Linked DNA regions of Mus musculus: region 2 is linked to region 1. A link is a loop called in an ENCODE intact Hi-C map of the cell type or tissue named here. Cell type or tissue: heart. All regions are shown on one strand. Links, peaks and the distances in the headings refer to the core of each region. The heading gives the core; the rest is flanking DNA.

What was found. A loop is a pair of places that touch in the nucleus more often than their neighbours do. Peaks named below come from ENCODE experiments on the same cell type or tissue, not always from the same donor. Only the 100,000 strongest peaks of a DNase experiment are listed, where the experiment ranks them.
Region 2: it touches region 1 in a loop (4-fold over the local background); 2 of 42 quality-filtered maps call a loop at or near these places.

What each region holds. Positions count from the first base shown.
Region 1 is chr2:27,466,609-27,478,405 of GRCm38, forward strand. Brd3 (bromodomain containing 3) reads right to left here and starts at 9,065. Exons shown (of 12, transcript NM_001113573.1): 1 at 8,969-9,065. In heart, for the core only: no CTCF peak of the experiment used is centred there; DNase peaks (open chromatin) are centred at 6,933, 8,523, 9,153 and 9,483; H3K4me3 peaks cover 4,883 bases; H3K27ac peaks cover 5,594 bases.
Region 2 is chr2:27,535,671-27,547,467 of GRCm38, forward strand. It overlaps Gm25541 (a small nuclear RNA gene), which reads right to left and starts at 4,260; the gene lies at 4,135-4,260. Gm13421 (predicted gene 13421) reads left to right here and starts at 4,756. Exons shown (of 2, transcript NR_166127.1): 1 at 4,756-4,895; 2 at 7,059-10,420. Wdr5 (WD repeat domain 5) reads left to right here. Exons shown (of 14, transcript NM_080848.2): 14 at 1-865. In heart, for the core only: no CTCF peak of the experiment used is centred there; DNase peaks (open chromatin) are centred at 4,221, 4,641, 5,241, 5,751 and 1 weaker place; H3K4me3 peaks cover 1,812 bases; H3K27ac peaks cover 1,989 bases.

The DNA.
Region 1 (11,797 bases), core at 2,387-10,386:
TTGGCCTTCATTAGGCTCATGTGCTCTCAAGGCCTCCTTGGAACTTACTGAAACCTAAACAGCGTGAGGTCACAGGGTAGATGTTGTGATTCATTCTTGCTACCTGAAAGCTTCATGGTGTGTCCTTTTCTCTTCCATGGGGCTGTCAGCCTGGAGTTAAGCACTCAGGGCTCAGGCAGCACAAGCTGGCCATGGCCAGTGTAGAACTGGAAGCTGATGCTCTCATATAATTTATGAGATTCCTAGGAACAAAGACTGGTCCTGCTACTGTGTAGGTCTGGGGAGCTGGGACATGAGAATGAATCTGACCTGGGGGACCCATCACACTGAAAGGGCTCTGAGGTTGCAGAAAGGCCTCCTCTGAGGAAGGCAGATGGTCACAGTCCTCTCCATACCCAGGTCTTGGAACCCACCTCCTGAAAATGCCCTAATGCCTGGGATGGAGACAAGTAGGGTGACAGGGTGCGGTTCAGGGACCGTGGGAGAGCCCAGATGCCTAGTTCCCAGGACCACCAGAGACAGAGGCTAAGAGATAAGATCCCAACCATTAGGGACCTAAGCTCCCTGGCATAGGTGGACATCTGACTCAGTCCCATCCCTAAGGACTAAGTCAGATGTCCACATACTCCCCTTCAAAGCACACTCAGTCTGGCATGCCTAGGCTGCAGGGTCCACTGTAAGCCTGGCCTGACCTTCCCCCATCAATGCCTAGCAACCCTCAACCAACCAGACAGCAAAGCTAAGTGAACCAGACACCAGAACCTGAGAAGAAAGGAGAGTCATGGACTTCCTTGAAAGCCATCTCCCACGGGAGAAGCAGCTTGCTTGCTCATGCTCTCTCCTGCTCTCCCCTCACCCCTCTCCTCTCCCTCTCCCCAACCCCTCTCTCTGGATTTTTTCCAGCCCACCCCCCCCAAACATGGCTTCTCTGTGTAGTCTAGAACTGGCTCTGTAAGCCAGGCCGACCTCAAACTCAGACTCTGCCTACCAAATGCTGGGATTAAAGGTGTGGTAAAGGCCACCACCCAGAAGAGAAGCGGCCTTCTGACCCCATGGTGGACCCAAGTTGCTCATCAGGGTGAAGACTTGGGAACAGCCAAGGCTTCTAATAAGTACAGCAGAGGCAGACAGACCATCAGGGGCACAGTCCAACACACACCAGAGCACTCAAATATGCAGACCCCCAACAATACAAGAAGGAGCTTCAGTGGAACCCTAAAAGCCCAGTCTCTAAGGCTGGCAGGGAGGGGAGTCGTGGCAACTAGAAATGCCAGCAAGCCGACCATGTCTGGGGCCTTCTATCTCACTGATGGACATACCTCTGCAATGCTCACAAGCATGTAGGTCAGAGGCATCCCTTCCTTCCTTTTTTATTTTAGCTCAAGACAGTTTCACTCTACAGCTCAGGCTGGTCTGGAACTCACTAAGCTCAGGCTGGCTGATCCTATGATCTACCTCTTGTTGGGTCACATGTTTTGACTGGTAAACCAGTGGACACTATAGTACTCTATAGGGATGAGAGTCCCTCCTATGCAGATCCCTAGCCCCAGGCCTAAGGGAACACCCCAATCAAACATCACCTTCTGTGGTTGGGAAAGGCCAAATGGTCAAGGGCCTGTTGCTAAGAGCTTTTGAATAAGGACAGTGATCTTGCAGAAGGAAGGTTGTGGTACCCAGGGCCGACTTTCATACAGAAGAACTCTGGATCCCCTCGCTTAGACCTCCAGGCTCCATTCTGTACTTCAGGAAGCAGGCTTGGGTTAAGGTGAGCTTCTCAGGACTGAGCCTGTGCCGTGGACGCGTTTGCGGAAACCCTTACTGGAGAGGCACGTGCTTCTTATCTTTTAGGGACTTGTACTGCACAGTCCATGAATCAGAGTGTCTGGAGCCTGATGGCATGATGCAAGAAGCAGAAGACAAATGGAGGCCTGGACAAATCAGACTTCCCACCAGCAACAGTGAGACCTAAGGACCACATCCTTCTAAAAGCTGAGGCAGGGAACCATGGCCTCAGGTAGGCTTAGCTAGGACTGGAGCTAAAGAAGAATACCAAAGAGACTTCAGGGCCTTTCTTTCTTTCTTTTCTTTTCTTTTTTCAAGACAGGGTTTCTCTGTGTAGCCCTGGCTGTCCTGGAACTCACTCTGTAGACCAGGCTGGCCTCGAACTCAGAAATCCGCCTGTCTCTGCCTCCTGAGTGCTGGGATTAAAGGTGTGTGCCACCACACCCGGCCTTTAAGGGCATTTCTAACCCACAAAATCTCCCCTGAGCCCCACCTGCCTCCAGAAAAGGCATGAGGGGCTTCAGGGTGCCTTAGGGTTGCTCTGTGGTTGAGGTACAGATAGATGGTCCTGCGAATTTGGTGCCCATGGGTCTGGAAACCAGTCCCCTAGATACCAGTCCAAAGAGGTGCACACATAGGATGGCAGAGCCTCACACAGTAAAGCAGCTAGCTGGTGGGGCATGGCATTGACCACCCAGCCCCACTGACAGCCAATGAATGCCAGACAGCTCTTTACTGCAGCAACCCCCAGGGGCCACCCTCCTGCCTGTTGCTGATCCTGACAAAGCCGGGACACAGAAGCTGTATGTAAGCCTTCTAAGGCCTGGCCTTCAGAAGCTACAGAGTGTCACTGACACTCACAGCAACTGCTTCAGCAGGCACGACAGAGATGGAGCCAGTATGTCATGGGCAAAACAAGGGTTAAGCCCTCACTGAGGCCCACCTGCCCACGCCTGCTACTCTGCAGAGTCTGACTTCTCAAGAGCCCTGGAATCCCCTTACTTGGGCCTCCAGGACAGCACAAGACTCATCTACCGTGGGCAAGACCTCAGGCAAGTGTGTGTGAAAGTCCATCTGAGGAGGTATTGGCCTCAAGAGGATGTGAAACCACCCAATGTGGAAACTGAGACAGACCACAGAGGCCCACAACAAATACCAGAGGAAACCTGTAGCAAGTCTCTACTGAGATTACGGAGGAACACCTGAATGCTGCAGGGGGCCACCCAGAAAGTGTGGAGCCAATTCATACCTTACACTGATGACAGCCTCCTCACCACACCAAGAAAAGGCAAGAAAGGCTTAAAGTCCACTCCCCATTCACTCTCCCTACAAACCCATGCAGGACAGAGGACAGGAAGGGAAGGCCTTAACCCTGCAGGTTTCCCAGTCTCACTGCATGGCTTCAGGCAGGCCACTCCCCAATCCCCAGGCTGAAGAATAAAAGCAGAAATCCAGCCTTTAAGTCCAAAGGACAAGTCAGCAAAGGTGAGAGGCCAAGGCTCAGGGGCCCTGGACAGATACTGAGGGGGTAGGAGGAACCTGCAATTTTATCACCACGAAAAACACCCAAAAAGTTCAATGTAACTTTAGAGCCTTCTCTTGTCAACCTACAAGCTGTGGGGCTCAGGTCTCCCCACTCACGCCAAGCAAGCACTACTGGACAGAAGGGACATGAGGGCCAGCACCTACTACATACAACCCAGCCTTCAGGCTTGACAAAGGTCAGCTCCACAGCTACTCACGCCAGCACACAGTACCTTTCCCTATGCTAACCCTGGGCCAGCCCAGCCCCTGGGCAGTTGCCAGACTTTGGAAACAGATTTGCCTGGGAAGCCTTTCTTGGGACCCAGGGAAGAAGCCTCTACTCTGAGCTTCAAGGCAAGCTGTGAGGGCTATCTCCCCGGGAAGGGAAGGCTGCCCTGGTCAGGTGTGTGGGAGTCAGGAAGGAGCAGGGCCATTCCACCTCCCAGAGACTCCAGAAGGTCTAAGTGGTGGAGAGGCAGGGGCCATGGTCAGGGACTTACAGCTGGGGACATTTGAGCTCTGCAAAAAGTGGCCCCGGGGCATGTTCAGGGAGGAAGCAGCACAGACGGGGTTGATGTGGCTGCATGGGTCATCAGAATAGAAAGAAAGCAATATGGGGTATGCCCACATCTTAATAGGGGACTCAAAAGAGTAGGGCCTTAGCCAGCCACCTGCTGCTCCACCAGCCTCAAGATGCCTTAAAGAGGATTTCTCACTCAGGAGACAGAGGCAGAGGCAGGAGGCAGCCTGGACTACATAGAAAGTTCTAGGGCAGCTAGGGCTCTGTATAGTCAGTCTCCATCGCTACCCACAAAAAGAGGCTGTTTTTTTGTGATAAGCAAGAGCCATACTTAAGTTCACCATATCTCCATGCCTAGTCTTCTCATTCCCCTGGAGTCAACATAGAGCTGGGGAACCCTATATTGAAGGGTCCCTCCTTACACCGGCTGTCTGAGTCCCTGGAACCCTAGTAGTCCAAGTTTAGCCCCAGGTCCTTGCTGTTCTGCTCATCCCAATACATTGGTGGACATCCCATGAACTCCACCCCTAAGGTAGGCAAGGAGCCACTCAGATGTGGACAACAGAGACCTATTGTGGCCCAGGCAGGAGGAGCCAGAGCCAGGCTCCAACAGAACCATCTACCTAGATTCACCACTGTCCCCATGAATGCTCCACAATGCTGCAGGCTGCTGCCTTCACACTGGCACACCTACCAGCTAAGTGTCCTGGGAAGGGTCACCCTAGTGTTGGCCCTCCAAGCCTGGGGAAACAGATCTGTTAAGGCTGGGCCAGCTTCTGTGACAGACAGAGCCAACTGTTCATTACAGTGAGGCCTGGAGAAGAACATGGTTTGGAGTCTCAAGGCAGACAGGGGCCTAAATGGGGCCTCCCTGGCCACTGTGGACTCTCCTGAGTGGAACTGCCTGACCTTCACTGCTAGGGAGCCCTAGCCAGCACACCAAGCTCACCCTGGTCATATCACACCTGCTTCTAACAGCTGCCTGGCTCTGTCTGGCAGGAGACTCAATTCTGAAAGAACACACCCCACCCCAGGAAGGGTCAGCTCTGTTGAACCCATGGCTGTCCTATGGAAAGGCACATAAGGCTCAGTGGCTGCAGCTGTCACCAATCACCACACCTCTGACTTCCAACTGTCACCATAGCCCCAGGCTCTTAGGCCTTGGTGCTTCATATCCCAGCAGTCCACCAGAGGAAGCTTCTCTTCGTCTGGAGACTGTGGCCTCCAGAACAGCCTCTGAATCACCACAGCATAGCCACCCTACACTTACACTCTTCTGAGGACATTTAAGCTGCCTGCAGAGGGAAGGTGGATCATGCACCTGGGACTTATAATGAGTCCCAGTACCTTTGCAGGGAGCCCCTGAAGTGGCCCACCATGCACTAAGGCTCAGGAATCCTGATACTACTGAACAGCAGAACACTGCAGAACAAAGCTGGGCAGCAGGCCCACCCAGCACCTGGATGTTGGGTCAAGGAAGAAACACTCTCCTGTTGGGCTGCATGACGAATGGCTAACTCAAGGCCTGATTTACAGGTGTGTCAACCAAAGTCCCCAAGGGTTGCCACCTTGTCTTTTTCACCTCCTCTCTGAACACCTCCAGTGCAAGATCAGGGGCTAGGACAGGAGGGTCAATGCAACTATTCAGAGCCCAGCAGCTCAACTACCACCTCTTCCATCTTCCACCCACCCAGCCAGTCAGCCAGGAGCAAGAGAAGGCCACCGCCTCGATCAGCCCTTATTCCCAAGTGTCTCCCTCATCCAACCTGGAGGCCCTGAGGAACCCCTTTCATTAGACCACACGGGAAGGCAGGCTGAGAAATGTGGTGGTCTGGGAGACCATAAGGACAAGAAATACATGATCAGGTGGTCACAGGGCCAGGAGCCCAGGGGTACTATCCTGCCCTGTTCTCAGACCACTAAAGACAGGCTCCACGCGTTCCAAAACCAGACTGAGGCAGAGCTAAGAATGCTAAGCACCACAAGGGCACCTGCTTCCTGAGTCCTGTGGTCTGCACTGCCCTGGCTCCCGTAACCTGGGGCAGCTCTCCAGAGCTCTATTTAGTGGGTAGCCAGGGGCTGAGTGGTAACCCACCTTACCCTCAGTCTATGAGGCTGCACTATCCAGGGGAGGGCATTACCTGAAGAGCTCAGTCAACTTCTCTTCTCTCTGCCATAACCTACAGGGCAAGCACAGTAGAGACATAGTAAAGCCCAATGGCAGGAGTTGGGTGCCCAATGCAATGCAACCGCACCCAAGCAGATTATCACAGGTAGAACTATACAAGCAGAACTCACACAATGTACATAGGAAGCTGAGGCCAGCCCACACCTAAGACCTGCGGTTTAATGCCTGTGACCCAAATGTCCCTTCCACCTGACTACAGGTCCCACCAGAATCCTCCTCTATATGTCACACACAGTGTCTGGGTATGACTTCTGGAAATGCCCAGACATGGGTCAGGAAGCCCAACTTCCAATGACACTGGAGCTAGTAGCCCCTCCTTCTCCAGTCCTCATCTTGTTAGGATATGATAGCCTCTGTGGGGCTCTGGGCCTTATGGGGGCAAGGAGGCCCTTCCCCAAAATGTATCTCCAGGTCAAGGTCATCAGGCCATATGGAGACGCAGAGACCAGAGCCAACAGTACTGAACTGCCAGAACCAGAGCCTGAGCCACGTACACAGCATGGACCCAGATCTACTTCAACCCAGAGGCCTACAAAGAGACTACCAACTTGTGAGCACCCACAATGGGGCACTTTCCCCTGCAATAGAACCCACCAACACTAAGACAGCTGGGTGTCCCATAGCGCAGCAGTAACCACAAATAGACGAGAGGGTACCACATGTCAAAATGTACTGCAAACAGCAGCCCCCAGGTGCAGGGGATAGCTTTGTAAGGACGCCACAAGCTTCAAGGCTGTCCCCTGGGAAGGAGTACTGCTTTCTTAACTTCCTATTACCTTCTGAATTGTGGAGGTCTCCACTGGATCCTGTTTTCCCACTCATAGTTCCCCGCGGCTCTTCCTTCTAAGGTGAGATCTGGATAACCAGCACTTATCTGAACAGTGGGTAACACTTGTGACCTTGGGCCACCCTCCCCTGGGAAGGCTGTGACACAGTAAACCAGGAAGTGGACAAGGTAACCCTGAGAGCCCCTGGGGGCACAGCTCCAGGCTTACAGAAGCCGGAGTAGAGGCAAGCCAGGCAGGGCCTTTCCTTTCAGCACTCCCCCCCATTTTCACCATCTAAGGGAGGGAGGACACTTTTACAAGCTCCATCCCTCATTCAAAGCTCATTTCCAAAACAGGATACTGCACTGTGGAAAGAAAGCAGTTACTCTTTGTGAAAGTAAACCTGGCATCTCCTAAAAGTAAAATAAATAAAGTAAATAGATATATAGGTAGGGAAATGAACGAACTGGCACACCCCCTGGTCATCCACCCTACAAAAGCTTTTTAATGCCTTTCTCCTGAATTCCCCGGATGTGGGGCTAGGTCTGGATCGCCACAGATTCCTGGTGTCTTGCTAAAGCAGTGGACCCGGAGTTTATAAGCAAGGTCAGGAAGAAATTACCCCCACCTCCTGAACTGTCAAGCTTGTACCTCACCTCTCATGATCTACAGCCAACAGTGCACATCAAGGCCTCCAACAGAACAAACAGCAAACAGGCCTCTATTTGCGAATGAGAGGCCACACTCAGGGCCACTCAAAAAAGGTCACTGGGGCTTGGGGCTTGATCCTTGGAGTCCTTCCTTTCCTGGACCCTGGAAAGCCTGTGAGAAACTCACTTCAAGCAGCACAGCAGAGATCTCAGATCTCTTCAGGGGCACCCCCACCCCCAGTAATGCACACCACTAAGAAAGTGCAAAACAAAAGGGGGGGGGGATGGACGACACAACAACCAGCTTGTCCTCATGGGTTAAGGGGGACAGGACCTGAGCCCTTCAATTCCTTCACTCATTTCTCTTCCTGCACCCAGTCCCATGTTAGCCACTGAAGAACACAAGAATGACCTCAGAGACACAAACTTATACAGTTAAGAAGTTTAAGGTAGAGAAACAACAGCTGTGCACTTATTTCTGGCAGAAAGCTCTTAATCAAAATTGCAAAGGGCAGAGCCTTAAAATTGAGCCCTAAAGTATGAACTCACAAAAGGTATGCCCCGGCTCCCAGTGAGCCCCCTTCCCGCTCCTTACCGCCCCCCCCCCGCCGCCCCAGGGCAAGAAGACTGTTTATGGCTTCCTCGTTAGCCCTGCCCCCGTCGCAGCAACTGGTGGAGAGAACTTCCCCAAGCCGCCAGGATTTTTCACCGGGAATCCTCAAGAACCTTACATACGAGAGGCTTTGGGGTGCGCATTCCTCACCCAACTAGCTTGCGTGTTATACACGAAGTAAGAAAAAGACGTGCACCCCACCCCTTCCACCTCAATCCGAATCGACCTCGCCCGGATTAAGTACTCGTTTAGGCTGATTTCAAAACATGAACTGGGTTTCCTCCTGGCCTGGCTGCAATAATCCAGTAACTCGTAAGCGCGCAAAGTCGTCTCCCGGGCCATAACTCTGCAAATGCAGCCGCCGCCCCCCAAGCCACGCCGCGGCTGCCCCACTTGCAAGGCTCCAGCGGTGTCCAGGCCCAGCCTGGCCTGCCCTGCGACGATCCGCCCTAAGTGGCGCCGGAGCGACCCTGGGCACACCGCGCGCACCTTCCCGCGCCGCGCATCCTCCAGGCAGTCCCCTTCGGAAGATGGCGGGCAGAGGAAAAGGGGAAAGGAAAAAAAAATCCCTTCCGTGAGGGAGGGCTGGCGCAGAGAGCGCGGGCTGTGCCAAGTCCAGGCTGGGCGCTCCGACCAAGGCGACGCCTCCCAGTCCGGCCCGAGGCGACCGGCAAGCCGCGGGCGCACAGCGCAAGGCGGAGGGCAGCGGAGCCCGCGCAGTCGCTGCGACCCCGGGCAGGCGGCCGCCCCGCTTTGTTGCATCGCGGCCGCGCACAAAGGCGGCGGCCCCGGGCTCCGGGCTTCGAGACGCGCGGGAGGCCTGCACCATGCGTTCCGGGCCGTGTTCTCTCAGCCAAGTCCGCCGCCGCCACCGCCACCGCCGCCGCCGCCCAGAGTGTACAAGGAAACGAGAAAAAGGCGTACTTGGCCTAGGCGGCTCCAGCGCCGTCTGCTCCCGGCCCGCGCGGCCGGCTCCTCTTTGGCTCGCCGGCCCCGGCAGCATAATAGACGCGCCGGAGCTGTACAGGGCTCATGCGCTACGCCGCGGCGCCTGGCGGGAGTCGTAGTCCGCGCCCGGGCTCGCGCCAGGGCCGCCCAGGGGAGGCCGAGGCGCACGGACTACATGTCCCGGCCCCGCCGGCGCCACGCCGTGCCCCGCCCCGCGCGCCCCCGGCCGCCCGCCCGGCCGCCCTGGCCGCCAGCGGGCCCGGCCTAGGGGCGCGTGGGGGCGGGGCTGGGAGGTTGCCCGCCAGGACCCGAGGCGACGCTGGAACCTTGGCCCGCCCGCGCGCCTTCACTTTAGCGTTCTCAGCCACACGCAGGGAATAAGAACTGGTGGGCGGATTTCCAGAAGCCTAGGAAAACGTGGGAAAGGCGGGAACGCAGTTAGCACCCTGGGGTCACTACCCGGGTACCCCGAGGCCTCCCTCAAACCCCGAATGCTCACAAGCAGGGAGGCGCGCACCGGCCCCAGCCCATGTTTGTAAACAAACCGCGCGCCTAATTAGCCTGGCGAGGGCGCGCGCAGGGCGGTCCTTGCCAGGGAGGAGTCGCGATCAATCCCGCCCCAAAATCCTGGGGCGGGTTGAAGACCTGGGGACTCCGTAAGAGACCTGGCTGGTGGTGCCGGAAAAAGGCGGATTCTCCAAAGCTAGACACCAGTAAGGGATGCTTCAGGCTGTGCCAGCCAACTTTCCCTCTCTGGAGTCTCAGTGTGTCCCCATGTGCCTATGGAAAGACAGGAATGAGATTAAGTCCCGCCCTTTTTCTGCGTTTTGAAAGGGTTAGGACGGGGTCACACTTCAGATCTTGGTTTTGGTGAAAATTACAATGGTGCCTACGTTAGTCAGTTTTTATCCAGTTGTAATTTAAGGTGGGTGTGTGATAGACCCCAACAAAAACGTTACAAACAAAACAAGTTTTTCCATCAGTGCCCGCTGAACCTGCCTGCCAATGCAGGGTTCCAATTCTGCTGTGAGCTGGACCTATTCCAAGATCCTGGTGTCACTGAGTTTATTTCTGGCTGAGCGGGCACTTTGCTGCATGCAAGAAATGCACAGGTGGTTATGGTATTAAATACCAGACACACACACACACACACACACACACACACACGTACACACACACATACACACACATACACAACGAATATGTTCTGTACCTGAAAATGAAAAAGGCTCAAGAAGGCAAAGTGACATCCTTGGTCTCAGAGGTCCCAAGCTCCAAGCCCAGGGTCCTTGGAAGAGATTTGAGGACAAGCTGGAGCCTCTCCAGGCTCTTCTTGTCTCCTCTTTGGTCTACAGCATGGGTGCTTCTCACACCCTGGGGCGAGGTGGCCACTGCAAGGAAGCCCTGCTGTTTAGTCGCAGACTGAACACAGGGTAGGAGAGCAAGACCTGGGAGGCTCTAAGTTAGAGTCCTTAAACTCTTGAACCCAGGCTCCCCAGCAAAGCCATGACTGGGAGCTTGCAGAACTGCAGTCACCTTGCAGGTTCTATTATCATTCCTGCCATCTGGGTCTCACCTTTCTGGACACACTGAGCACTCTGGCTACTAGGACAAGGGACTTGCCAGTTAACTTTTTAAACAAAACCCAGAAAACTCTGTGTGTGTGTGTGAGTGTGTGTGTAACTATGTATGTGTGTGTGTAACTATGTACATGTGTGTAACTATGTGTTTGTAACAGTGTGTGTAACTGTGTGTGTGACTGTGCATGTGTGCGTAACTGTGTATGTGTGTAACTATGTGTGTGTAACTGTGTATGTGTATATAACTGTGTGTGTAACAGTGTATGTGTGTGTAACTGTAACTGTGTATAACTGTGTACATGTGCGTAACTATGTGTGTGTAACTGTGTGTAATTAGGTGTGTGTATAACTGTGTATGTGTATGTAACTGTGTGTGTAACTGTGTATTGTGTAACTGTGTGTGTAACAGTGTATGTGTGTGTAACTATGTATAACTATGTGTGTAACTGTGTATGTGTGTGTAACAGTGCATGTGTGTGTAACAGTGTATGTGTGTGTAACTATGTATAACTGTGTGTGTGTGTAACTGTGTATGTGTATGTAACTGTATGTGTACCTGTGTATGTAACTTTGTGTGTCTAACTGTATGTGTGTAACTGTATGTGTGTCTAACTATGTGTGTAACTGTATGTGTGTGTGTGTAACTGTGTATGTGTGTGTGTACATGTGGCACAGAGCACATGTGGAAATTAGAGGACAGTGTGAGAGCCAGCACTCCCCTTCTACCACATAAGACTCGAACTGGAATCACCAGGCTCAGACACAAGTTCCTCAACTGCCTGAGGCATCTCTCACAGGCTTAGTGACTCACCAGTTTAAAAGACCCCTTGGGGCTGAAGAGGTGGCAGTGTACTTAGGAGACCCTATTGCTCTTGCAGAGGATCTGGGTTCCATTCCCAGTACCAACCCTCTTGTGAAGTCCATGGGTACCAGGTATGCACACAGCATTATTACATAAACAACTGGTAAAAGTAGAGCACCCACATAATGTGAAGTCAGTCTTTCAAATATATTTTTAAAGATTCTATCATATACCTTCCAAGCCCCCACCCAAAAAGATCTGCACCCAGGCTTGATCTTGTAGGGCAATGGGCATGTGCCAGGCTTCCTGAGGCTGTCTGCCATGTCCGTGCTAGCTTCTGAACTCTCAGTGAGATGCTCCTAGGAGTTCACAAGAATTGGGGTGTCTCCAAGGCCTAGTGTCCCAGAGGCCTTAAGGAAGCAC
Region 2 (11,797 bases), core at 1,206-9,205, 68 kb after region 1:
TTATTCTGTGAGAGGCTCAGGGTCACCTGTGCAGGAGGGAGGAGTTCAATATGGTGCTTGCCCCAGCAGGTACAGCTTCCTGCCTTGGCCTCTAAACCCACCAAACCTCTCTTATGTCCTTGGCCCCCGCCCCAGGTCACCGCCTCAGGTGACCAGGACTGGAAAGAGGTAGTGGCCAAGCTCAGGACTACACAGCATTTTCACAACTGCTGCTGGCTGAACCCAGGGTGACCTACTGTGGAGCAGACTGCAGAGGTTCTGGGAGTACAGATGGGTGGCGGAGGCTGCTGGGCACAGACATGGGTGGAAAGGAGATTCTGGGTTTGCTCTGGTTGCAGCAGCAACCATCTGTGAGGCCAACACTGATGTGTATTGAAGCCACATCACCCAGGGCAGTAGCTGCTCTACTCTGCCTTTGCCAAGGCTTGTCCCCAGCTGTGGTCCTGACAGCCCTTTCTCCCTCCATCGTGCATAATAAGAATCCAAAGGTATTGGAAAAGAAACCCCATACATTGTCACTTCCTTGAGGGAGATGGTGTGTAAATGGGCTATCACATCGAAGAAGCCATTGTTAAAGAGGGTGGCTTGTCACACTGACATGGGCTCTGGGGCCCCTGGCGTCTGTTGGATAGATGAACCTGGGTTCTGGTCAATGTTGTGGGCATGTTGCTGGGGTTTCTGGAGGGTAGTAAGGTCCTTCCAGCTGTGGCCTGGTGTGCGGCCTCCTCCTGAGGGAGGGAGCTTGCTTGCCATGTCGAGCACAGTATCCCCGAGTATAGTTTATTTTTTCTACAGTTGAACTCTGTTGTAGATTTATGTAAAAATACATTCTCTTTTTAAAAATAAAGATTTTCATGCCTTGTAATTTTGTTCCATATAAGTTTGTTTTTTCCAGGAATTCATTCTGTGTGCATTCATTGGGTGTGTGGAGATCAGAGGATTACCTGTCATTCCCTCCCACTTGGTTGGCACTCAATAAGGATTTCTTTAGCAGAACAGGCAGTGGAGGAGCACACCTTTAGTTCCAGCACTCAGGAGGGTCTAAGTTCAAGCAAAGCCTGTCTGCGGAGCTAGTGCTAGGATTACACAAACCAAGGCTCAAATAACAACCAAAGGGAGAAAAAAAATTTTTTTTAAAGATTTATTTATTCATTATATGTAAGTACACTGTAGCTGTCTTCAGACACTCCAGAAGAGGGCGTCAGATCTCATTACGGGTGGTTGTGAGCCACCATGTGGTTGCTGGGATTTGAACTCAGGACCTCTTGAAGAGCAGTCAGTGCTCTCAAGTGCTAAGCCATCTGCTCAGCACAACCCCTCCCCAAAAAATTTGCTTTTCTTTTAGGTAATGTGCATATGTGTGATGGTTCATGTGTGTAGAGTGATGCCAGATAACTTTCTTGATAGCTCCCCACCTCAGTAGTTCTCTTACTTGAACCCAAAGCTTTCCAATTTGGCTAGTCTAGCCGGGCAGCATAACTGGGAGCCTTGTGGATGCTGGGAAGGCGGGCAGGCTGCTGTGCCTGCCCTGCATTTACACCAGTGCTAGGGATGCATGCTGATTCTCAGGTCTATGTGGCAAGTGTATTATCCACTCAGCTGTCTTCCCTGCTCCCAAGTCTGCATAATTTACTTTTGATGGGTTTAATGTAAATCTCTGAAGTACGGTGTCATGGATCCTGTGTCAGTAGCTTTAGTATAAGTGGCTTTGGAACTGGGCACAAGCAGCTGTTCATGCAACATTGGCCTAATGGAATGGCTTTATATGGATTTCTGCTGGGTGCCCTGTGTTCTTGGTGTACACAGGCTGTGACCTTTTCTGGGCAGACATGAACTAAAGTCTAGTTACTAAGACTAGAGAACTTAAGGTCTAACCCAGGTAACAAATCCAACTTGATCAGTGAGTGTCCTAAACCAGCCAGCCCAGCCTGAGTGACAGCCCTGGAGCTCCCCAAGCCAGTGGGAGGCACAGTGGGAGTCTCTGCTTAGCATTTTTAAAGATGTGCCCCATGTTGGTGGCACACATTTAATCCCAGGTATGGGACCCATGGATCTCTTGTCAGTTCAGGGCCAGCCTGGTCTACAGAGCTAGTTCCAGAATGGCCCAGAAATATTTGCTTTATGTATACGAGTGCTTTGTGTTTATATCCCATGTGTGTGTCTGGTGGCTATGGAGGCCAGAAGAGTGGGTCTGATCCTTGTGATGGTTGTGAGTGGACCTGAGTTCTGGAAGAGCAGCTAGTGCTCTTGAACCTTGAGCCAGCCTCTCCCTAGCAATTGGGGAGGAGCCTTATAAGTCCTGTAGCTTTCAGTTTATTGGGACTAAGTTTCTTTTTGGAGTTCATGAGCCTCCCTCCACCTTCCAAGAGAAGTGTGTTGCTCCATGGCCCAATGCCTTAAAGGTTTCCACCTTCCTTTTTGGCTAAGGACTTGGTTCTAGCCGTGTGGGCCTGAGTATGACTGCCTGTCAGTGGGTTCCTGAGGAGGGGTGCAGCCCTGACACCTTTGCGAGTGGGTCTGTTTATCCCCAGGGTGTATCAGCTTTGAAACTCCTTGGTGTTTTTTTGGGATTGTTTTAAAATGACCTCAATTTTGCATATTTTAGAGTAAGGCACACAGAGATGACATTTCACAACTAACATCTTGAGAAATGCTTTGAAGTATATTCCTTAAACACAAGCAAGGGACAGGTATGGCTCTAATCTCACTGAGGCAGGATTTATTTATTTAATGTAGATGGTTGTGAGCTATCATGTGGTTGTTGGGAATTTGAATTCAGAGGATTTCTGCTCATTCTGGTTGGCCCCCACTCCAGTCCTGTGCACTGTAGATGTCTTCTGACGCACCAGAAGAAGGCTTCTGAGCCACCATGTGGTTGCTGGGAATTGAACTCAGGACCTCTGGAAGAGCAGTCAGTGCTCTTAACTGTAGAGCCATCTCTCCACCCCAGGACTTTTTTTTTTAAGATGTATTTGGTATATAAGTATTGAGAGTTCAAGACCAGCTGAGACCCAGTCTGATAAACAACATTCTCTTCTCTGTTTCTCTTTGTCTCTCTTTCTTTAAATTTAAATGCATATGAGTGTGTGTGTGTATTATATTTGTTTTGTTTTTCAAGACAGGATTTCTCTGTGTAGCTCTAGCTGTCCTGGAACTCACTCTGTAGACCAGGCTGTCCTCGAACTCAGAAATCCTCTGCCTCCCAAGTGCTGGGATTAAAGGCGTGCATTACCACTGCTAGCCCAAGGCAACTCTTCTTATACATATACATATACATATATATATACTGTAGCTGTCTTCAGACACACCAGAAGAGGGCATCTCATTACAGATGGTTATAAGCCACCACGTGGTTGCTGGGAATTGAACTCAGGACCTTTGGAAGAGCAGTCAGTGCTCTTAACTGCTGAGCCATCTCTCCAGTCAACTCTTATAAAGGGAAACTCTTATAAGGCAACTCTTATAAAGGGAAACATTTCACTGAGGCTGGCTTACAGTTCAGAGATTCAATCCATTATCATCATGGTGAGAAACCACTGCCCAGCGAGTGTATATATTTGTTTACATGTGTTTCTGTGCACATGCACACAAATGTGCATACACCTCAACTGTGATCACAGTATACACATACCTGTATCCACTGCTTGGATTTCTGATACTAAAGACAGATTTGGTGCCACAGTCAATAAAGAAAGCTGTACCACCTGCTCTAGGAGAGCCCTTATGAACTCCCCACCGTCTGGAGTAGTGCTCAGGGTCATTTGTTGTTTGAGTATTAAGTGCCTTATGTCTGTCAGGAACACCCCAATATCCGAAGTTGATGAGCAAATAGCTCTTAGTAGGTGGCAAGTTGAGCTACTGCACATGGCAGTCCTCCAAGCTTCAGAATGAAATTGCCTGTTTGAAGTAGACTTACATCTGTCCCAAATATGCTGGGTAAGAGAGTTGGGGATGGTGATTAGAATAAAAATCTCGAGCAAGAAATCTGTATAAGATTGCATCCTTCGGGGGGAGGGTATGGGGGACTTTTGGGATAGCATTGGAAATGTCATTGAGGAAAATACGTAATAAATAAAAACAAAAAAACCAAACAAAAAAAAGATTACATCCTTCAGCTTCCAAATTTACACACAAAAAAAACAGTGGTTAGATGCCACGAAGTAGGTGGCAATGCCTTAACCGTATGTGTGTTGTTAGGCCCAAGGGCCTCTTCCATCCTTGTCAAGGGGAGTGCTAACCTTCTCTCCTTTCATACAACACAGAAGTACATTCCTCCCGCGGCGTATTTAAAGCTCCCAATATCGGACCTTTTTAGATAATGGTGAATTTTGTTTAGTAGTCACAAAAGCTTGTTACTGAAAAGTATCATATTTTATTTGGTGGTTTGATAATTTCAGCGCGGTTATTTAGAAGTAAAAACGGTTTATTTATTTCAAACCCGACACGCTTTAATTAATTCATAAAACTAGCCAATCACAGGCCTAAGGGAACACCGGAAGTTGTGAACGTTCTTGGGCAAAGCAGATTCCCCGGAAACAAAACAGGGTAGGCGCACGTCCAACCGGGACACGCTTGCGGACGGCGGGAAGTGGAAGTGGGCGGGCACGAATCAGAGGACGAGCGCCTGTTAATCCTTCCTAGATTTCCGGGCGACGGGTTGTAAACGCTGAAAGTGCGGGGGAGGCTGTGTACGGAGTCTGCGCATACTCCTCGGCTCCCGCCACCGTGTCTCCGCATGCGCAGCGAAGGCTGGCTACACGTCAGCTGTCGCTCAGGATTCGAGGAAGGGAAGGACTGTTCTACACGACGGCGGTTGTCCCTGCTTTTGTATCCACGTCCGGGGATCTTCGGTTAAGTCCATTTTATTGAAGAAGCCATCGATCTAGAACAACCTGGTAGTATCAGTCCCCTTCGTAAAACCACGGTGTGTTAAGAATGCACACGTATCTAAAGAGGGACAGGCATACTCACACCTGTACAAGTGTCATGCACATTTTTTCAAACGCATGGCCTAGTGCACACGAGCACATATATGCATACAAACAGTGAAGGAGCTGTATGTATCGGCTGTGTTTACTTTGTAATTTTCGGGCTGCTTGTGTTTTACAGCAGTCCGTAGTTAGCTGGGCATGTGTTTCATACCTGTACCTGGGAAGTGCAGGCAGTCAGGAAAATTGAGTACTAAGCCAGCCCAGTCTAGGTGAAGGAGACGTGTCCTGGAAACAAACAGGACTTAATTTGTTAAGGCAGGTTCATGGCCAGGTACTGAAGGAGTCAAAGGGTTATTCAGCTAGATACCGTGGACGGAGTGGGCGTGCATATCACATCTGGAACGCTGGCATTATTATTATTTAGGGCTATGTAGAACTGTACATAGCCCTGGTTGTTCAGGAGGGTGCTGTGTAGACCATAGCAACTTGAACTCAGATATCTGACCGTCTCTGCCTTCCCAGTGCTGAATTAAAGGCCTGCAGTACCACATGCCATAGGCTAGCATTATTGAGTCAGGTTTTTCTACTGGGAAGTTTTAGGACAAGCTTGTTGGCCGTAGTTGGGAATCTGCTCACAGATGGAAAGACAGAGCAGATTACTCTGCACATTGTCTGCATGAGAGAGCAAGGGCCAGGGTCTGGGTCAGCTTTCTGGGGGTGGGAGCTGGACCTGAGGCTGGGAGCAACATTTTGGGTGATCTTGGTGTTGCCCGGAGCTGGGAGAATGAACTGGCAGCTTTGGTTTGGCACCAGCACAGCTACATCCTCTTCATGGGCTTGAAAGTTCATTGCAAATAGTGGGAGGAGGGGGCAGCCGGTCCCATAGGAACACCAGAGCAGGCCTCTTCAGCTTTAAAAATAAAACAAAGCCATGTTGTCCCCTGACAGCTTTTCAGAGTCACTTCTATCATGCGAGTCCCTGGGCTCAAACTCAGGCCATCACATCAGTCACTGCATGTCTTTACCCACTGAATCCTCTCTGTGGTCCTCTGTGGTTCCTACTGTCATGGCCCGGCTTTGCATTTGGTACAGGTGGAGGTCCACCGCCACATTTAGAGACAAAGCGTGTCTCAGGGTAAGGAAAGGCAGCTAGAGGGGTGTCTTAGGGTCGGGACCATGCTGGGAGAGCCTACTAGGCCACAGTTCTTTCTTGGACAACCTGCAGAACCTGTGGGTAACAGGGAAGCTCTTTGTTGTTCGTTAGTAGAACATGCTTTGCTGGTGCCTCTGGGCCTTGAGCTGTGATAAACACACCTTCTGTTCCCTTGTCTATCATACCAGCACCTGCTCACAGGAAGGCCCATGGTGCTATGTCTGGTCAGCATAGGGCTTCTCTCACTGAGGTCCTTGTCATGAACCATGCCAGGCCAAATCTTCACTGATACCTCAGGGTTTAAGGATCAATGAGAACTTGCCGAGGCCAGCAGGCTGGGCTGGGCTACAGGTAGAACGGCTTGGTTCCGTGTGCCTAGACTCTGGAGCACGAAGAGAAAGGAGCAGAACCACCACTTCTGGACTGGTGGTTGTCCTTAAATGCTCCCAAGGACGTCACGAACTGCACACAGAGAAAGTTCTAGAAGCCAAAATTGTTCGGGTCACTTCACTAACCAGTTGCTAGATAGAACACACACAGCTAAACTGGAATGTCAGATAAAACGATGAATTTTTTTTTAAAGTATTATGTCCCAAATATTTCATAAGACATATTTCACTAAAACTAACCTGTTTACTGAGAGTCACATTTAATGGAATGTCCATTAAATATTTTTTTAAATACTACTTTTAAAAATGATATGCTTATGAGAATTTTGCCTGTGTATGTTTGTGTATGATGTCCATGCAGAGGCCAGAAGAGGGTGTCTGATTCCTTGGAACTGGAGTTAGAGTGCTTGTGGCTGCCATTAAACTGTTATTGAACCAGTCTTTTACTGAACAACAAGTCTTCTTAATTGCTAAGCCATATATATATTTTTAAAAAAATCTTTATATACTATATAGATATGAAGGATGCTAGCTGGGTATATACAGCAAGCATGGGTGTGTTCATTTGTCTGAATTTGCATGTAGGTGTGACGTGACTTGCCCTCGAAGATGGACGGTACCCTGGAACTACCAACTGAAATAAATCCTTCCTTCCTCCGTTGCTTTTGGTCGAGGCGTTTTATCACAGTAACAGACATGAAATTGGGACACCACCTAAGTCCAGCTTGTGCAGGGGCATGAAGGAAAGAGAACGCAGTCACGTCTGTGCCAAAGAGCCCCTCCTGGGATCCCAAACATGGAGCTCTTGGGAAGAACATGATAGAAGAACATAGAAGAGAGAGTAAGGAAAGTGGGTCTGCCTGTGGTGTGTTGTGAAGGACGTGAGTTGAGCAGGAACTTTGGTGTTGGTGTTAGCTTTTGTGGCATGGCTGAGCCCTGAAGACCGTGGTCAGGTAGAAGAGGCTCTTGTGGACCTCAGTGACTGCAGTCAGCATTCAAGTTGGGTTGTAAAGTGCTAAAGCAATTGAGCAGATGAGAAAAAGAAAGACAGAAAAGGGCGGGCACTAGGGTAACTCAAAAGCAAACTGGGAGATGTTCAGTGGGCAAAGTGCTTTGCAGGTGTGAGAAACGAGTTTGAATCCCTAGCACCCACAGAAAAGCTAGGTCTGAGGCCTGGGTCTAAACCAGTGCCGGAGACAGTGGGGGTGGGCTGGTATGGACACAGGCTGGTCCCTATAGTTCACTGGCTTGCTGAAGTAGTGACCTCCAGGTCCACTGAGCGAGCCTGTCTCAAGAAATAAAAGTGTAGAGTGATTGAGGGAGGTCTCCAATGTCAGCCACTGGGTGCTACACATACATGTACAGGCAAACATACACATACCACACATGACTTTTTTTTTTTAATCAAATATAGTAAGGGTTCTGTTAAATTGAAGTTCTCAAGGGAAAAAAATGACAAGAAGCTGAAGTCTGTGCTTGTGAGCCTCTGGGAAGCTTAAAAATCTAAGCAATTCCTCCCCAGACGTGCAATCTCCATTGTATCCTCTTCTGTTGGAAGAATGTCTCAGGTGAGAACCACCTGTTTAGTCAGTGCCCTCTTGAAGTGCAGTGAGAGATTGAGTGACCATGGCAACTCTTATAATAGAAAACACATGGCCGGGTGGTGGTGGTACACGCCTTTAATCCCAGCACTTGGGAGGCAGAGGTAGGCGAATTTCTGAGTTCGAGGTCAGCCTGGTCTACAGGGTGAGTTCCAGCACAGCCAGGGCTACACAGAGAAACCCTGTCTTGAAAAACAAAAACAACAACAACAAAAGAAAACAAATGGGGCTAGAGTGATGGCTCAGTGGTTAAGAGTGCCAACTTCCTCTAGAGGTCCTGAGTTCAAATTCCAGCAACCACATGGTGGCTCACAACCATCTGTAATGGAATCTGATGCCCTCTTCTGGTGTGTCTGAAGACAGCTATAGTGTACTCATATACATAAAATAAATAAATCTTAAAAAAAAAAAACATGTAAATGGGCCTGGCTTACAGTTTGAGAGGGTTAGACTATTATCATCAGGGCAGGAAGCATGGCGGCACCCAGGAAGACATGGTCCTGGAGAAGTAGGTGAGAGTTCTACATCCAGATCCACTGGAAGCAGGGAGAAAAAGATATTGGCCTGTGAAGAGGTAACTTAAGAGTTCTTTGGAAAGTTAGCTGGGGCAAACACATGAAAGAACGTTTCTCTGAAGCAGACACAGGAGAAAGGATGTTCTGCTAAAGCAAGCACATGAAAGGACAAGTAATGAAGGATTCTTTGCTAACAACACACATGTACTGCTTCCGTAGAGTGGTGCTGAGGCAAGACACATGCTGAAGCAGGGCACATGGTATTTGGAGGGTATAAATAGGACTCCATGGAGTGATGGAGACAGAGTTTGGCTGGCTGGTGTGTTGACCATGCCCTGGACAGCTCTCTCTGTCATACCCTACTTCCCCTTGGGGGTTAAGAGTGAGTTGGTGGCAGAGTCAACGACACAGATTCTGGGAGCAGGTGGAGAAACACTGCAGCAAGCTCACTGAACGCTGCTACAGCTCCTGTACTATCCTCCACCCACACCCCGATTGGTCCCAAGAAAGCATCTTTTCTAAACAGCAGATGCTGACTGGCTCGAGTAATTTGCTCCTGAAATCCTTAGTCTCAAGTCTTTGCTGATCTTCACTTCCCTGAGAGAGGCACAGCTGAGAACTTCTACTGTTCCTGTTGGTCCCTCCTGCTGAGGCCTGGCTGTCTCTGCTAGGCCCTGTCACCACTGTTGCTAACCTAACTACTGAACTGGACTGCTGGTGTATCTGTGAAGTGTTTGCGAGGGAGTCGAGCTGCCGCTGCCTGCTAACCTGTGAACTGAACTGCTGATATTCATACAGCACAGATGGGAGTTGCTCAAAGAACTTTTCTAAAAGGTCCACTTTTTCCTGTATCCTTTCTTTTTTACTACCTCTGTTGGGTGGTGGGCTACAAGGGAGGTTAAAGCATTTAAGAGCCACCATTAAGAATAGAATTTGAGGGGAGAGGGGAGAAAAAAAAAAGAATAGAATTTGAAAAAAATTAAAAGTTCTAGCCCTGGCTTGAGCTTTTGTAACCTCAAAGCCCACTCCTGAGTGGTATACTCCTGCCACGCTCTCCGGTCGAGTCAGCTTGACAGGCTGAGGCTTGAAAGCTACTCACGAGGCAAAAGAGTTTCACGGAAACTCGCTCCTGGAGTCTGGCGTTCTCTCTAATCCATACATTAATTTTCCATTCCCGCGTTAGTCTAGTGTATGGATCCATGTGCTCTCTTTTAGTATTATCCTATTATAAGTGCCTTTTAAGATTGAATTCTGACATAGCTAAAGCCTTCTGCCAGTGTTCCAACAGTCCTAGAACGTCCTTGAGCAAGACCATGGGCTTGAAATTCAGTAAGAATGTTGCTATTCAGTGACATTCAGAATAGCCTCTGGTACTATAATAGTGTACTATCACTTTGAATAAAAGCCAAGTCGCTCCCATATACAGGAATTTACCATCACTAAGGAAGAAGGAAGTTTCAGACCAAAGGAGAAACCAGAATAGATACTTAGAACTATAGTGTTACACTCATACACACGTATTTACAATGGCCTAAGGGGAAGGTGGACTATACAATAGACTAAAATAGGAACTGTGGCAAGGGCATGAAGCCCTTGACCCTGGCTTCTAAGATTAAGTGAATCTTAGGTGGAGCCCTTGTTGATCCCAGTTGTTAACAATGAATTCTATCCCAGGTGGTTCCCGTTAGACCTTCTGTGTTTGCATTCCTCTGTTTTATGTAAGATTCCAGTAACCTCTTTGTACCTTGCTGGTGTGTCACCCAACTTCCTTATTGTCTGCTACATAAAAATTTTGATGCTCGATTTGACAATACATTCAGATTCTACACAACCTCTCCTGTGTGCATCTGTCTGTCAATTCATCCGACGCTTTGCCCACCCGCGACTAGAGACCCGTTCCACGCAGACAAAGGGGCCCAGAGGGTCTGCAGCATACTTCCTCACACCTGACCACACCTCCCAATCCTTCTTAAGTAGTGCCACTCCCTGGTGGCCTGCAGGAGCCATTCTTATTCAAACTATCACATCTAATTCCCTGGCCTCCACAGGCTTGTAGCCATATCATAATGCAAAGAACCTCATTCAGTCTAATTTTAAAAGGCCCTTCGGCTCAAGGCTGCTTCCAAGTCCAAAGCCTCTTCTGAGATTCAAGGAAATCTCTTAATTGTTAACTCCCTGTAAAATCAAAATAAAAAACCGGCCACATATTGCCTGCATGCTATGCCACAGAATATACATTACCATTACAAAAGCGGGGAAATGGAGCATAGTGAGGAAGTACTGGACCAAAGCAAGACCAAAACCCAATAGGGCAAACTCCAAACTCTGCAGCTCTGTGTCTGCTATCAAAGTGCTCTGCAGGTCTCCAACTCCTGTCATTGTGTTCACTGCAACACACTTCCTCTCGACTTAGTTCCACGCACAGTCTGTAGCTCTCCTTGGCAGGCATCACACAAGTCTTGTACCTCCAGCATCTTGGGGTCTCCAACCAAATTCAGGCTTCACCTTCACAGTTTCATGCAATGGCCTCTTTGGGCCTCCATGCAGGGACACCCCTTACACATAATGTGCCTCAGCAGCTTTTCTTAGTAATGGAGGAAGACCCCACAACTTTCTTGTATTCTTGACTCTAAAGCCAGGACCATGGGGCTGAAGCTGCCAAGTTCTGCTGCTTCCTGAGGCTGGAATCTGCATTAGCTTTCTGGTTTCAAGGGTTTCCCCCCATTGCTTAAGCAGTCCTTTAATTCCTTTCCACAAATCAGAAGCTTAGCTGGGTGGGTCCTGCTCTGAGCTCACCACTCCATTTAGTCCATTTAACATCAGACCTTTTTTTTTTAAATCCTTGAAAACTGGATTTATCTTCATCACACCTTCCTGTCTTCCTGTTCTCACACGGGACATTTTGTATTTCTCTTTGTCCAGATTGCTCCTTTAATTATAGAGATGTATAAGTGATTACTAATAGTCATACCACCCGGTCAATACTAGGCTGTCTTGAAATCTCCTCTGACAACAGCATTAATCCAGAACTCTTCAGTTTAGTTTCAGCCAGAGTTTTAGGACAAGGGCAAAAAGCAGCCACACTCTTTGCCAAAATATCACAAGAACTACCTCTAGGCCATTAAATAATATTCTTCTCCTCTTGAGCTAGGCCATCATAGTATGTAATATGGCTTATTCAGCCCCACTTAAAGCATTCAATTGCTTC